Linked DNA regions of Homo sapiens: region 1 is linked to region 2. Evidence: read pairs that join two places in POLR2A ChIA-PET (ENCODE). Cell type or tissue: K562. All regions are shown on one strand. Each heading gives the region's core, and the rest is flanking DNA. Links, peaks and the distances in the headings are about the cores only.

Region 1 (7,414 bases), core at 1,462-6,461, 110 kb before region 2:
AAAAATGAGGCCAGGTGTGCTGGCTCACACCTGTAATCCCAGAACTTTGGGAGGCCAAGGCAGGCAGATCATTTGAGGTCAGGAGTTCGAGACCAACCTGACCAACATGGTGGAGCCCTGAAAATACAAAAAAATTAGCCAGGCATGGTGATGTGTACCTATAGTCCCAGCTATTCGGGGAGGCTGAGGCTGGAGAATCCCGTTAGACTGGGAGGCAGAGGTTGCAGTGAGCCAAGATCACGCCACCGCACTCCAGCCTAGGCGATGGAGTGAGACTCTGTCTCAAAAATAAATAAATAAATAAAAATACAAAAATGAGCCGGGCATGGTGGCGTACACCTGTAATCCTAGCTACTCGGGAGGCTGAGGCAGGAGAATTGCTTGAACTTGGGAGGCAGAAGTTGTAGTGAGCTGAGATCATGCCACTGCACTCCAGCCTGGGCAACAGAGTGAGACTCTGTCTCAAAAAAAAGAAGAAGAAGAAGAAGAAGAAATTTGGATTCTTTTTTAAAATTTCCAGTTTAGGCTTCTTCTTTCTCATTCTCATTGATTTAATTTTCATTTTAAAAATGCATGGAATATTAGCAAACTGAAGTATCCTTCCTCCCTTCCACTTAATTCCTGTCATCTCTTATAGATAACCAACTTGATTGTGTACTGAAGAAGTCTCCTTCCTGTGTTTCTTTCTGTAAAAATAAGCAGATTTGTGTATGTTTTCTTCTTTTCCTTTCTTACATACAGGGTAGCATATGTGTTCCTTCCACTTAGCAATGTCTCCGGAAATTACTCCATATCATTTCTCAGATCTTCTTCATTCCTTTTCACAGCTGTGCTGTGTGTATGTACCATAGTTGATTCCATCGGTCTGTTATGCCTGGGCATTTAGGTAGTTTCCAGTATTTTGCAATTACAAAGAATACTACAGTAAATATCCTTGTGCATGTGCAGTTGCATACTTCCAGAGGTGTGTCTTGCGGAGAAAGACCTACAAGTGGGCTGCTAGGTTGTAGAGTATAACGGTGATTTAAACTTTCCTTTTAAGCTGTATTTAAGTGAAAAAAAAGTAATAGTTCAAATAAAATGAAAAATAGTACAGGTAACACAGAGACGTGACAGAAATCATAAAAGCAAGCAAATTAAACTATTGCTTCAGTCCCTTCAAACTCCAAATAGTATCATAACTGAGGTTCAGTCAGAGCCCCCTGGAAATCCAGCCTCAGTGCCTCAGTCCCGGCCTTGGGGACCATAGGTGGAACTCTGTATCCACATAGCCTACTGAGCTGCTTTCCTTGGTGGCAGCAGTGTGGCGCCCGCACCTTGGGAGGGAGGCTGGCCAGTGACAACAGGGACAATTGGAGTTGGGGCCCGGAGTGGCACAGAACCGTGCCAACTTCAGGTGTAGCACTATGAGGAGGTTCCCTGTGACCCTGATCATCAGGGGAGGTCAAGTCCTCTTTGATGTCCTCTTCTAAAGATGATACTCACTTTAGAGCAGTGAGAATCTGGGGAGCCCTTTCCCCCAAAAACCTGCTACCAACTGGTCCCATGCCCACATAGCACTTTGCATAGAGCTTCAGGGAATTGGCAGACCTATAAGGGTTGTTTCAGTACCTATAAGGGTTGTTTGGATAAAACTATCAAAAAGAAGAGCAAGAAACCTTTCCTTGACATTTGAAGATCTGATCCGCATTCATCTAGAAAATTAAGTGGAGCCACTCACTCTACAGCTGTGCTAGCTGGATGAGGACTGTGAGGTGCAGCTGTGCGCACAGGTGTCACAGCCAGGGTGTGGAAATCCCATTTTGTGTGGAGAGGCCCATGTGGGTCTGGTTCTGCGTCAAGATGTGACACGGGGGTTGGGGGTGAGGAAGGGGGAGCGGTCCTGGCTTTGCTGCTGCATTTCCAGCTGTGTTAAGAATCACTGCACTTGTGGGTTTCTGTGCACTCATACTCAATATCCAGGGTTGGACCAGACGGTGGTTTTCAAGCAGTTTTGTGTGAAGCCGTAGAATTCCAGAAAGGGGCCTCATGGAGTGCACGAGGGAGCCCACGGCAGTCAGAGGCATTTGATGCCCACCACCCTTTCCTGGAGCAGCTCTGCGCTCATCTGCTGACTGTGGTGGGATGCCCTGGAAAATTGTCCTGCAAATTAGTATTCAGCTGCTTAAAAAAAAAGTTGGATGAGCTTGGTGCTGAATTGTCTTCACCCTCTTCTCTGCTCCGGAATTCTGCTGGTGTCCAACGAGATTAAGCCAGAAAGGGGACAACTACGTCACAAAGCTTGGCCTCCAGGCCAGGGTGCTGGGGCTTGGCCCTGTAACCTTAGGAAGTACTTGGAGCTGAGTTCCCACTGTGTCAACCAAGCAGGGCAGAGCTGAGCCTGGGGAAGGAGAACTTGCAGCTGTAGGGGAGGTGGGCCTATGCCACGTCCTCTGCCTCATGGGGCAGAGGCCAGAGGCTGGGAGACGAGGAGGAGGCTAGCCTCACAGGCTTGCTTGGGAGTCTTCAGATGTCTGATGGCAAGCCTTGTTAGTAAACACAAGCAAACCTATACATATGACATTTAAGCATACATCTCCCAAATATGTGTAAAAATTTATGTATTATAAATTATATATAATATGATCATGCTAGTATTATGGACAGTATAAAACAAAATAGATTTTAAAAGATGAGAAGCGTTAAAAGACCTACTGCCTAGGGAATCATCTTGCATGCCCACTGAGGTCCATACCCACTTTGGAGATGGCCAAGGTAGTTGGAGGACACTAGGTGCCTGAAGGAGGCTGGTGAAGGTGAAAATGGCAGAAGGGAAAGAGAATTATGTTTCCCCGACAGCAGTCTGCACCACGTTCGAACTCTTTTTTTTCTTTTTTTTTCTTTTTTTTTTTTGAAACAGAGTCTCACTCTGTCACCCAGGCTGGAGTGCAGTGGCCCAATCTTGGCTCACTGCAACCCCCACCCCCTGGGTTCAAGCGATTCTCATGCCTCAGCCTCCCCAGTAGTTGGGATTACAGGCGCCCGCCACCACACCCAGCTAATGTTTGTGATAGGTTTCACCATGTTGGCCAGGCTGATCTCAAACTCTTGACCTCAAGGGATCCTCTTGCCTCAGCCTCCCAAAATGCTAGGATTACAGGCATGAGCCTCCACGCCCAGCCCACATTCCAGCTCTTGGCCATATCTGTGTACTGTTTGCTCTGCTGTTTACTGGATAGCTTTCTTTGAATTGACTCACTTGTTTTTTTCCCAAAATTTAGCCTTATTCTAAGCACTAATATCCACAGAAGGCTTTCTGTGCAGCTAGAATTTTCTTCCAATGCACAATGAAATAAGTACAAAACTATGCAAACAAAGCATTTGTCCACACACCACTTAGAAAGCACTGTTGGCTCCCACCTGTGTGATGGGGCCCGCCCTGTGGGAGACTCTGATCTTTGACATCTGACTTCAGATCAGATGGGAGGGAAGGGGGATGGTGAGAGTGAACCTCACATAGGGCCGGGGCCCATGTGAATATCGGGGCGGGGGGGGGGGTGCTCCTCCATGCCAAGGGGTGCCTGCAGGTACAGTCATGCCTAACAGTCTGGGGAGAGTCTCTTGGGGCATGAGATATCTCCCCACGAGAACACTTTGTGACCACATTGATCACAGACTTTGTCGGGGAGTGGCCCACCCCGCCTCAGATCACAGCTACCATGAATCATTGCCACTCGGGCCCGCTGCCAAAACATCTCGTGTTGGGCTAGACCAGTCGCTCATTTATCACTTCAAGAGATACTTATTGTGTGCCTACTCTGTGCCAGACACTGGATTAGACAGTGGAGAACAAGACACATAAGACAGCTACAAAACCCCTGTTCTAGTGGAGGAAGGCAGACAGTAAAGAAGCAGAACAATAGAGAATGTAAGAGCCAAGTCACAATGAATGCTATTATTATTAAGTAAAATCAAGATAAGGGGGAGGAAGGACAAATCTCCTCTACAGAAGAATGCCAAATAATTTATGGAGATACGCGAAGACGTTTCAGAACCTAATGTCCCATTCTCTAAGTGTGGCCTGTGTTTACTGACTTTCTTCCACAGAGTATGGTATGGAAGGAGGAGGAAAAGTGACTTCACAGTGGCGAAAGCTGATGAACATTAGCTTGGCCAAGTATTGGAGATTAACATCAACAGTTATAAGTCATATTGATAGTATGTGCCCTGATAGGATGTGATGAGAAGGGTACTTCCCCTCTGTGGTCCTCCTCCTCAAAACCTGTAACCCCAGTCTAAATAGCAGAAAGACATTGCACAAACCCAGAGTGAGGGACTCTCAAGAATGCCTGACCAGTACTCCTCAAAATGTCCAGGTCATCACAAGCAAGGACAGTCTGAGAAACGTCACATCCAGAGGAACCTAAGAATGAGGACTCAATGTAAAAGGGATCCTGGAACAGAAAAAAGACATTGGGAAAAACTAATGAAATCTGCCCAAAGTGTAGAGTTTAGTTTAGTTAATAACAATTTTTAAAGAGGTATTAAAAAAAAAAAAAAAAAGGCAGGTGAAGGCCGGTGTGGTGGCTCACGCCTATAATCCCAGCACTTTGGGAGGCCAAGGTGGGAGGATCATTTGAGCTCAGAAGTTTGAGACCAGCCTGGGCAACATAGTGAGACCCCATCTCTACAAATACTAAAAAATTAGCCGGGTGTGCTGGCATGTACCTGTGTTCCTAGCTACTCGGGAGCCCAGGTGGTCAAGGCTACAGTGAGCCATGATCACACCACTGCACTCTAGGCTGGGTGTCAGAGCAAGACCCTGTCTCAAAAAAGAAAAAAAAAAAAAAAACAGGTGAAGAGGGCGTCCAGGAAGATGTCTCCGTGGAGGCGACATGTGAACTGAGCCTTGAATGATGCACCCCAGTCACACCTGGCTAGGAGAGACCTGGTGTGAGAGCCTTCCAGGCAGAGGAAATTACTGTGTAAAGATCCTTGGATAGAAACAAGCTTGGGCCAGGCGCGGTAGCTCACGCCTGTAATCCCAGCACTTTGGGAGGCCGAGACAGGCAGATCATGAGGTCAGGAGATGGAGACCATCCTGGCCAACACGGTGAAACCCTGTCTGTAATAAAAATACAAAAGATTAGCTGGGTGTGGTGGCGGGTGCCTGTAGTCCCAGCTACTCAGGAGGCTGAGGCAGGAGAATGGTGTGAACCTGGGAGGCGGAGCTTGCAGTGAGCCGAGATCATGCTACTGCACTCCAGCCTGGGCGACAGAGCGAGACTCCATCTCAAAAAAAAAAAAAAAAATGGAGACAAGCTTGGGATGTTCAAGAGATAGTGAGAAGCCCAGCACAGCTGGAGCAGCATGAGCCAGCCAGGCAGGGATGGCCAGGAGGTAAGGTCAGAGGTGGACTGGGGCCAGGCCGTGTGTTTGGATTTCATCTTGAGAGTGATGAGTAGGCACTGGGAGTTTTGAACAGAGGAGTGACATGAGCTAATTTCATTAAAATCACTTGGGTTTGTGTGGAGAATACATTAGGGTGGCAGAAGAGGTGGCAGACGTCCCTGCATGAGCCGGGGGGAGGGAGACCATGGCAGAGGCGGTGTCTGAGCCCAAGGTATGTGTTCACATCCCTCTGGAAACAGAAGTGCAGGTTCACATTTTGTCATCTCTTTTAACCCCCTGTATGTCTCCCGAAGGTGGGGAAAAAGATGTGAACTCTGAGTTCCAAAGGCTGACTGTTTGAAAGTCCACGCCCGCACAGCCAAGAACTCTGATGGGGACACCATAAAGCCCAACCCTCATCCATCTTTAATTCAAGATGTTTTCTTTGGTGGTTCATAACTTTTTCTGAAAAATAAAAATGCACACCATGCTTAAGCTGATTGCTACAGGTTACCCTTGTTTAATGGGGAGAAAAAATGAGGTTCCTAATCTCTCTCTGCCTTCTGGAAGTTGTAAGTAAAAAAGGAAAACAAAAGGCTTCAGTCACATCAGAGCTTTCTATTAAAAATGTAAGCAGCTTTAGGCCAGACATGGTGGCTGACGCCTGTAATCCCAACACTTTGGGAGGCCGAGGTGGGTGGATCACCTGAGGTCAGGAATTCGAGACCAGCCTGGCCAACATGGCGAAACTCTGTCTCTACGAAAAATACAAAAATTAGCTGGGTGTGGTGGCAAGCGCCTGTAATCCCAGCTACTCAGGAGGCTGAGACAGGACAATCACTTGAACCCTGGAGGCGGAGGTAGCAGTGAGCTGAGATTGCGCCACTGCCCTCCAGCCTGGGTGACAAGAGCGAGACTCTGTCTCAAAAAAAAAAAAAAAAAAAATGTAAGGAGCTTTAGAATGTTGTCAGTGAGGTTGATTATGTTTATCAACCACATGTCATATCTTCTCAGCTGCCTGAAATCCTTTGGGAAGGAAATGTGGTATCAATAAAGTAAAAAAGACGATTTTAAACTCTCGAAATAGAATAAATGATTGCAATTTGTGTTTTGTTGTCAAAGACAGGAACACGTTTCTTGGTGTTGCTGTGATGAATGGAAAGAGAGGCTCTGGCCTCTGTCTTATTTCCACCCCAGTGTGTCTCTGGTGTTCAGGTCGCTGCTGTCGGACATGTGCTTGATGTGTTTGGAGTCATTTATGCATATTTATTCTCCAACATGAGCATGTGTATAAATCTAGGGCTGAAAAGCTGTCTGGACTCATCCCAGTCTCCATTTTGGCTTCCAGAGATCGAGATGGTGATCATGGAGCGTAGCAAGCTCTCAGAGCTGGCCGCCAGCACCTCCGTGCAGGAGCAGAACACCACGGACGAGGAGAAAAGCGCCGCCGCCACCTGCTCTGAGAGCACGCAATGGAGCAGGTAGCTGCCCGAGAGGTCGATGCTGAGTGCTCTCTCAGGGAAGAGGAGAGGGCTCAGTGGGGAGGTTGAGCCCTAGGGCCAGAGCCTCTTCTGTCCCTCAGCCCGACCATGCTGCCTCCCTTTCTTTCCCTGCTTCTCCAGCTCTGGCCACCCAGAAGCATGGAGACGGAGCCATCACTCAACACTGTAATGCTCACTCCTTTGCAAAGAGATTCGCCAGGATAGCGCAACTCTCTCCCTGCCCTGCTCCTGGCACTTTGGAGCTTGGCTCTGTCTAAAGGACATGGGTTGCTTCACATTGGCTGCTCCTAGAAATGCTCTGCTGCTCCAAGGAAGGATCCCCTCAGTAGCTGGGCTTGGATCTCCCTGCCTGGTTCATTCCCTGCCCTGCACACACAAACACATACCCCATCTATAGGGCCTGCCCTCTTGACTTGGCCACATGAGTTGGTGCTGCCATCCACCTTTGACTTTTTGCCTGATTGTTCATTTCATCGATGGCCATCTGTAGCTACATCTTCTTAAACCTGGGTGACCCCACATTTCCTGGAACCTTGCCATAG
Region 2 (7,414 bases), core at 1,654-6,653:
AAAAGCCCCTCCGTATGGATATATTGGGAGGTTTATTTATGGAAGGGAGGTTAGTGGCTGAGACAGATAAACACCCACTCAGAGTTACACATGTACATGCACATCCATATTTTCGCATGCTCCTGCACATGTGCGGATATACATACACACGTATACGTGTGAACTCTCTGGGCAGACTCGGCCCCACTCGCTTGGGGTCTGAAACAGCCTTTGTCAGGGTCCTTTACACATGGAAGCTGAGAATCCAAAGTGGAAATTGACCCAGCTTCCATTCCACTCGAGGAGCCCAGGCTCAAACCCCTTTCTCCTTGGTCTCAACCTTGGCCCGAAGCCCTCACTTGGCTTCCGCTTGTGCGTTGAGCCTCAGTGGGAACTTTGATGTTCCACTGGTCTCTGCAGCTTGAGGCTGCCTGCCGCCCACTTGGCGTCTCCCAAGTGATGTGCCTGGCAGGGCCACAGCCACTACGATGTCCCCCCCCCCAAATTCTCACCACCCCCCTCTATCCCACATGCTCAGAGTGAACCATGCTATTGTTTGACCGTAGCCCTCCTGGACCTCCCAATCCAGCCCACCACTGAAGTCCTGGGGTTTGGACTCGGCTCCTCCACCTCCACTCAGCACCTGCCTTTCCGCTTCTACGACCAGGGGCGCCGGGGCAGCAGCGACCCCACAGTGCAGCGCTCCGTGTTTGCATCGGTGGACAAGGTGCCAGGTGAGCCAGCCCCCCGCCCTGCGCCACAGCTCGTTCATCATGGTGGGCGTTCAAGGTCTTTCTCTCTGTGGAGCCTGTGTGAGCTGCCCTTCCTCTCTCAGAAGCCCCGTCGGCTGGCAGCACCAGCTTCTTAGAATTTGTCAAAGCACAGCGCAAGATTAAACACAGCCCCCAAAATAAATTTTGGCTTTCCCTTTAGTGTTTGGTTTGGTTTTCCAGAGATTTGTTGGGTATGTGGAAGAACTTCTCAGAATTGACTAAGAATTTTCTTGGAAATTTCTTGGAAACATTTAAATGATTAGTGCTGAAGTTGTGGGAGAGTAATTTCCTTCTCCATGTAAGATGACTAGAAAGAGAGAGTGTGTTTGGTTCCGGTTACAACCCCCTGAAGAAGTGAGACTTCAAAAGAAGGCCGTGCTGCCCACAGGTCAGCTGTCCACTCCTTCCATATGAGGGCGTCTCCTCCCACTTTTGCCACAGCTCATCTCTAACCCTGCTCCTCCGCTCCTCCCAAAACAGAAACTTGAATGGAAAGTCCATTGCTGATTTGTCAGAGTGGAAAGGACCACTTCTCCAGAAGACCGAGTTCTCCCCTTCCTGTTCTGACATGTCTGCTTTAAGTAAATCCGTATGCACCCCGATCCCTCGAAAGAGAGCCTTTCTTTTGGTTGCAAAAGTTTAGAGCGCTGGCCAAGCTCTCCCTCACAACTTAACCCCTCCCCATATAGGGCTTCAAACTTAAGTTGCAAGTGTTGTGAAATGTTTTCAAAAGCAGTTATTGATTTAAGAACAAAACGCAGCCATAGGAACCTGCTCAAAACCCGAGTCCTGGTTCCCCCATGTGATTTATTTTAGTTTCATTGTTTGATAATTCATTATTTATATGTATATACCGTAGGCATATGATTTTTTAAAATCCAGACAGGAGATGATCAAATGAAAAATAAGTCTACTTTGCTTCAGAAGTAACTATTGTTAACAGTTTCTTGCCTGTCTTTCCAGAAATATTTCTTTGTATGTCATGCATATGTTTGTTTTTTACACATGGGGTATACCGTATGTCTGATGCTGCACCTTGCTACTTCTTCCTTAATAGAAAGTGTCACACATTAACACGTATAAATCAACCTAATTCTCCTTAACTGTTACATGGTATTTTGTCATATGGATGGGCAAAAAAATCTTTTTTGCTGTTTCGTATTTGGGTCATTTCCAGTGTTTTGCTCTTACAGTGTCACAGTGAGCATCCTTAGGGTGTCTTTGTGTAATTGTGCAAATTTCTCATGTCTGTGTGATAAATTCCTAGCAGTGAATTTGCCAAAGGGGAAGGTTTTTAATCTTGATATATGTAGTCCCAACGTGAACTCTAGAAAACAGTACACCAATTCACTCTGCCACCCACAGCTTGTGATTGGTTTCTTTCTTAAATCCAGTCTCAGGGCTGGGCATGGCGGCTCATGCCAGTAATCCTAGCACTTTGGGAGGCTAAGACAAGGCGGATTGCTTGAGCCCAGGAGTTTGAGACCAGCCTGGGCAACACAGTGAGACATCGTGTCTAGTATAAATAAAAAATTAGCCAGGCATGGTGGTGGGCACCTGTGGTCTCAGCTACACTCAGGAGGCTGAGGTGGGAGGGTCACTTGAGCCCAGGAGGTTGACGCTGCAGTGAGCTATGATTGTACCATTGCCCTCCAGCCTGGGCAACAGAGTGAGACCCTGTCTCAAAAAGAAAAGAAAAAAATAATCTTAGGCTGAGAGACTGATTGTGGCACCGCCTGTTTTCAGTGATGAAATGTGAGATGATTCTGCCTGTTTCAGGGTCAGGAGGATTCTTTGCTTAAAAAATTCTGCAGGTTGCTTCGTGTTCTGTGGCTATGATTGCTAAGTAAATATAAAGTGTGACTGAGTCTAAGTTAACTAAGTACAAATTGACCTGGTAAGAAATGACTTCTTTAGGGTCATTGAGGCGTCTTTCAGTTTCGGAACTTACTGGTTAAAGAGAAAAGCCCAGGCCTTATTTCTGTTCTGAGCCCTTTTGGAACAAGGTAGAATGTAAATAAATACATGGAGCCAAGCGGCCCATTCTTCAGCATCTACATGATCATTTCTCTGTTTGCAGAATGCTTTAGGATGACTTATTGCTTACCTCTTCTACCCTGCCTGGCCTTCCACCGGTGGGTGAGAACATCAAATGCCAGGAGTGTGGCCCGGCTCCAGAACCTGGGCCTGCCTGCCGGGGTGGTTGGCACAGCTGGGATGCCCCATGTCCTGTTGCTGGTCCCAGGGTCAGCAAGTGTGAGGCTGTGCCAACTGGGACAACAGCAAGTCAGAGGTGGCTGCTGAAGGCAGCATCCACCCCTTGGCTGTGTCTCCCCTGACTGCCCCTGGAAGTGCCACTCAGCTATGAGGAGTGAGATGGAGACATTCTTATTTATCACACCACCCCCGCAAAGAGGGAGGCCTCGCTGCCCTCCCACCTTGGCTTGGCACCAGAGCTGTGTCCTGAAGAGCAAGTTGAAATCCCTGAGCCTTGGCATGGTGGGAGCATAGGCTGCCCCCACCCCCATCTCAGTAGTCAGGGTCCCCCACAGCAGCAGCCACTCAGCACTTTGGAATCATTCTTAAAACTTTTCACCCTGCTTCCACACCCACCAGCCTGCTTGGCCTCCAGAAAATACTGAGATCCGAGATCTCCTCTCCCAGATCTCCCAAGATTGCAACAGAAGCCTTCTCAGGATCCCTAGCTTCCATTCAGCCAGTGGGATCATTCTAGTACTTAAATCAGATTACGTCATACCCCTGCCTCCAGCTTTTTGGTAGTTTCCTGTTGCACTTAGAACAAAATCCACATCTCTCCTTCTGATCTTGGGTGGTGGCTGTGAGATCCGGCCCCAACTGGCCTCTCAGATGAAGTTCCCCCAACCCCAAGCTCACTCTAGCCCCAACCCCAGCCTTGCCAGCCCCTGCTGCTCCTCTAAGCTAGCATTTCTCAGAGTTTTAGCCTCAGCACCCACGTGTTTATCTGCTTAAAAAGTATTACAGAACTTAAAGAGCTTTCATTTAGATAGATTATATTTATAGATATTTATGACATTAGAAATTAAAACTAAGAAATGCTTTCAATATATACTTCTTGAATAAACCCATTGCATATATGCATAACTAACATAGTTTTCTATGAACAATAACTCTGTTTTCCAAAACATAGAAAAAAATTGATCTTGCACATTTCTGCAAGTCTCTTTAATGCCTGGCTTAATAGAAGACATCTGGATTCTCCTCTTTGCTTCTGTTTTCTGTCTGTTGTGATAGCATGCATTCTGTGGCCTCTGGAAAACTCCTCAGTACACCCCTGGGAATATGAACATAAAAGAAAAATGTCTTACTATTTTTATGAAAACAAGGATTTCCAGACCACACTTTGAGACCCACTCCTGTAAATCACTGTGGCCTTCCCTGCCCCAGGGCCTTGCACTGGATGTCTGTACCCAGATGTTGGTGTAGCTGCCTCCCGCTAACGGCTCAGGCTTAGTTTGTGTGCCGCCTCTTCAGTGGCCTTTTCAGATCAGCTCCTGGCTAGGGTTGTCCCCTCCCGCCACTGCATTGGCCTGGTTCCTTTTTTTTTTTTTTTTTTGAGATGGAGTCTCTCTCTGTCGCCCAGGCTGGGGTGCAGTGGCACAGTCTTGGCTCACTGCAAGCTCCGCCTCCCGGGTTCACACCATTCTCCTGCCTCAGCCTCCCTAGTAGCTGGTACTACAGGCGCCCACCACCACGCCCGGTTAATTTTTTGTATTTTTAGTAGAGATGGGGTTTCACCGTGTTAGCCAGGATGGTCTCGATCTCCTGACATTGTGATCCGCCTGTCTCGGCCTCCCAAAGTGCTGGGATTACAGGCGTGAGCCACCGCACCCAGCCTAGCCTGGTTCCGTTTATCCACAGCACTGAGGTTCCTTACCTGGCTGATGCCTTTGTGTGCCTGGTCATAGTCTTTCTCCCCTGCAGAGAGGGTTGCCTGCGTGGGAACCTTCTGTGCTGTTTACCCTGCATCTCAGCGCCTAGCTCTGTGCCCCCACTTAGTATCGTTGAGTGAAGAATGAGCCTGCATTTGTTATCTGCTCAGCCTTGGAACAGAGCCCATCAAAGGCCTTCTCCCTTCTCTGAACACGGGAAGACAAGGAAAGTCCCTCTGGGGCCCTAGATACTTGGTGGTTTAGTCCATGGAACTTTGACAAGGGAACACAAAGGAACTGAGAACCGAGAAGACCTTAAGCAGCATCCCTCGGCTAAATTTCTGTCACCAAGCGAGCAAGATGTGTGTCCAAGGACCATGTACCCAGGTGACAGATTTAGGTTGGTTGCATATCAACTGAATTTCACCACCCTCCTCCTACTCAGAGTTTTACAGAAGCCACAGAGTAGTGACACGGGGAGCCGGGCAGTGGAGGGAGATTCGGTCATCAGAAACCTGGCCCAGGTTGGCCTCTGATACTGTGACATGTCACCATTGCCATCAAGGGCCCGTGGGTGCTGGGGCGTGACCACTTCCCACCCTCCACAATGGTGCCCCTCCCCATAGGCCGCACAGCGCATGGAGTCCTTGCTTCTGCCTAGATAATAATTCACAAGGAAGAAAACAACTCTGGCTGCTGCCTCGGGGTGGCTGCCAGACAAGGGTGTTTTATTAGGACACATCTTCCGATTTTATCTGCGGGCCCAGGTAATTGTCATAGAGCAGTTTGTCTCCCCTTTAGAAGCTATAAACGATTGTATTTGATGAAAATATGCCTTTCATTTCCTTGGATGAGATATTAAAGTAGTGTATAAATCAGGGCTAATAGGTGACTAGCCACTTTGGTGTATTTTTCTTCTTCCATTTGGCTCAGAAAAAAAAAATCACAAGTTCTATTTATTGGCTGGTTTTATGTTGATGGCTCTCACCCTCACAGAATGTTCAGCTTCACGAGGGATTGTGCGTGCGCCTGGCCAAGGAGGGGGGTCAGTGGCGGCCAGTATGTGGGGGTGGGCAGGCATGGCCAGGCCTAGACTCTAGCCTGAGCACTCTGTGGCTTTGAGTGCCATGTTGCTGTGGTTAGTGCCTCATGGACCTGGCCCATGGCAACAGCTGCTTCTAGAGATAGAATCTGTCATGATGGGCAGGGTGTCCAAAACTCGCCTGCAAGGCCACCCTTTCCATAAACTCCAAGTGGACCAGCAGACCCCAGAGCAGAAGCTGTTCCCCAGAAATGACCCAGGGGTGTCAGGGGCTACGGCCTCCCAGAACAGCCTTGCTCCTCACTCTGGGCTCCTACTGGCCCAGAGGCTGCTTCAGGAGGCCGCAGGGAACCAGAGCTGCTTACAGGTGTTACCCTGGTGGGTTGGTGGGTGTGGGAAGGGCTGGCAGAGCACACAGCTCAGAGGAGCAGCCAGGCAGGTTGACATCTCCTGGCCCTTGCAGATGAGGGCTTAGTGACATGACAAAAAAGTGACCTGTTCCCACCTGGTTTACCATCAACCGCTCCCCACCAGCCTGTTAACTCCGGGACAGGGACTTCTCTGCCTCTTCTGCTGCTCTCTCCTTAAAACCCACCAGCCCCTCCTGTCACCAGCCCCTCTCTGTGGCCCATGGTCCCATGCAGTCTGGCCCCTGCCCTCTTCTGGGATCAGCTCCCAGCCCTCTCTCCCCTCGGCTCTCTGCAGATGACACAATCCAGCCCTTCAGCCGCACTGGCTGGCTGGCTGTGCCTCACCAGGGCCAAGTGCGTCCCATTTCAGGGCCTCTGTTTTCGTGCTTCCCTCCGCCTGGAGCCCTCTGCATGGCTGGTTCCTTCTCAGCACTCAGGGCTCTGCTCCGATACCTCAAAAAGGGGCCTTCCCTGAGTGCCCAGGTCACCCTAGTTCTCTGCACGGCAGCTTGTTTTTAATTGAGGTGAAATTTAACACAACATAAAACTAACCACTTGAAAGTGAACAATTCAGTGGCATTTAGAACCTTCCCAAGATTGTGCCATCATCCTCTCCTCTAGTTCCAAAACATTTCCATCCCCTCAAAAGAAAACCCCATAGCCATTAAGTAGTCATCGCCCACCCACCCCCCCCGCCCCCGCCCCCATCCAGCCCCTGGCATCCACTAATCTGCTTTCTGTCTCTATAGATTTACGTAGTCTGGGTATTTCATATCAATCATACAATCCATGGCCTTTCATGCCTGGCTTCTTTCAGTTTGCATCATGTTTTCAAGGTGCATCTATCCTTCTTTTAGCTGAATAATATGCATTATATGGATAGACGTTGTTTTGCTTCCACCTTCATCCATCAATGCACATTTGGGCTGTGTCTGCCTTTTGGCTATTGTTGAATGGGTTGCTGCGAACATTCGTGCACAAGCTTTTGTTTGAACGCCTGTTTTGTTTTCAGTTATTTCTGGTATATACCTAGGAGTAAAAAGTAGGTCATGTGACAATCTAACTTTCTGAGGAATTGCCAGACCGTTTTCCCATGGTCTTCATAGTCCTTAGCTTTAGCTGAAATTGCCTCTTGTATTCCTTGTTCTCTGACACTATCCTGCACTAGAATGGAAGGCACTTGGCCAGGGGGTGGGTACAGGGTTGTGGGGAACCTCGTTTGTCTTGTCCTTGACAGTGCTCATGGATGCCTATGAAGTAGTTGCTCAGTGAATACCGATGTGTGGGCGGATGGATGCA

What was found. Peaks named below come from ENCODE experiments on the same cell type or tissue, not always from the same donor. Only the 100,000 strongest peaks of a DNase experiment are listed, where the experiment ranks them.
Region 1: POLR2A ChIA-PET joins it to region 2 with 5 read pairs; 5 of 35 experiments call an interaction of 5 or more read pairs at or near these places.

The regions. Positions count from the first base shown.
Region 1 is chr16:11,013,475-11,020,888 of GRCh38, forward strand. CLEC16A (C-type lectin domain containing 16A) reads left to right here. Exons shown (of 24, transcript NM_015226.3): 12 at 6,719-6,851. Among named protein-coding and RNA genes, the nearest start is that of CLEC16A, 73 kb to the left of the region's middle. RefSeq lists a silencer at 3,238-3,532. In K562, for the core only: no CTCF peak of the experiment used is centred there; no DNase peak of the experiment used is centred there.
Region 2 is chr16:11,125,434-11,132,847 of GRCh38, forward strand. CLEC16A (C-type lectin domain containing 16A) reads left to right here. Exons shown (of 24, transcript NM_015226.3): 22 at 546-713. It overlaps LOC105371081 (a long non-coding RNA gene), which reads right to left. Exons shown (of 2, transcript XR_001752081.2): 2 at 3,938-4,065. Among named protein-coding and RNA genes, the nearest start is that of SOCS1, 130 kb to the right of the region's middle. In K562, for the core only: no CTCF peak of the experiment used is centred there; DNase peaks (open chromatin) are centred at 3,558 and 4,854.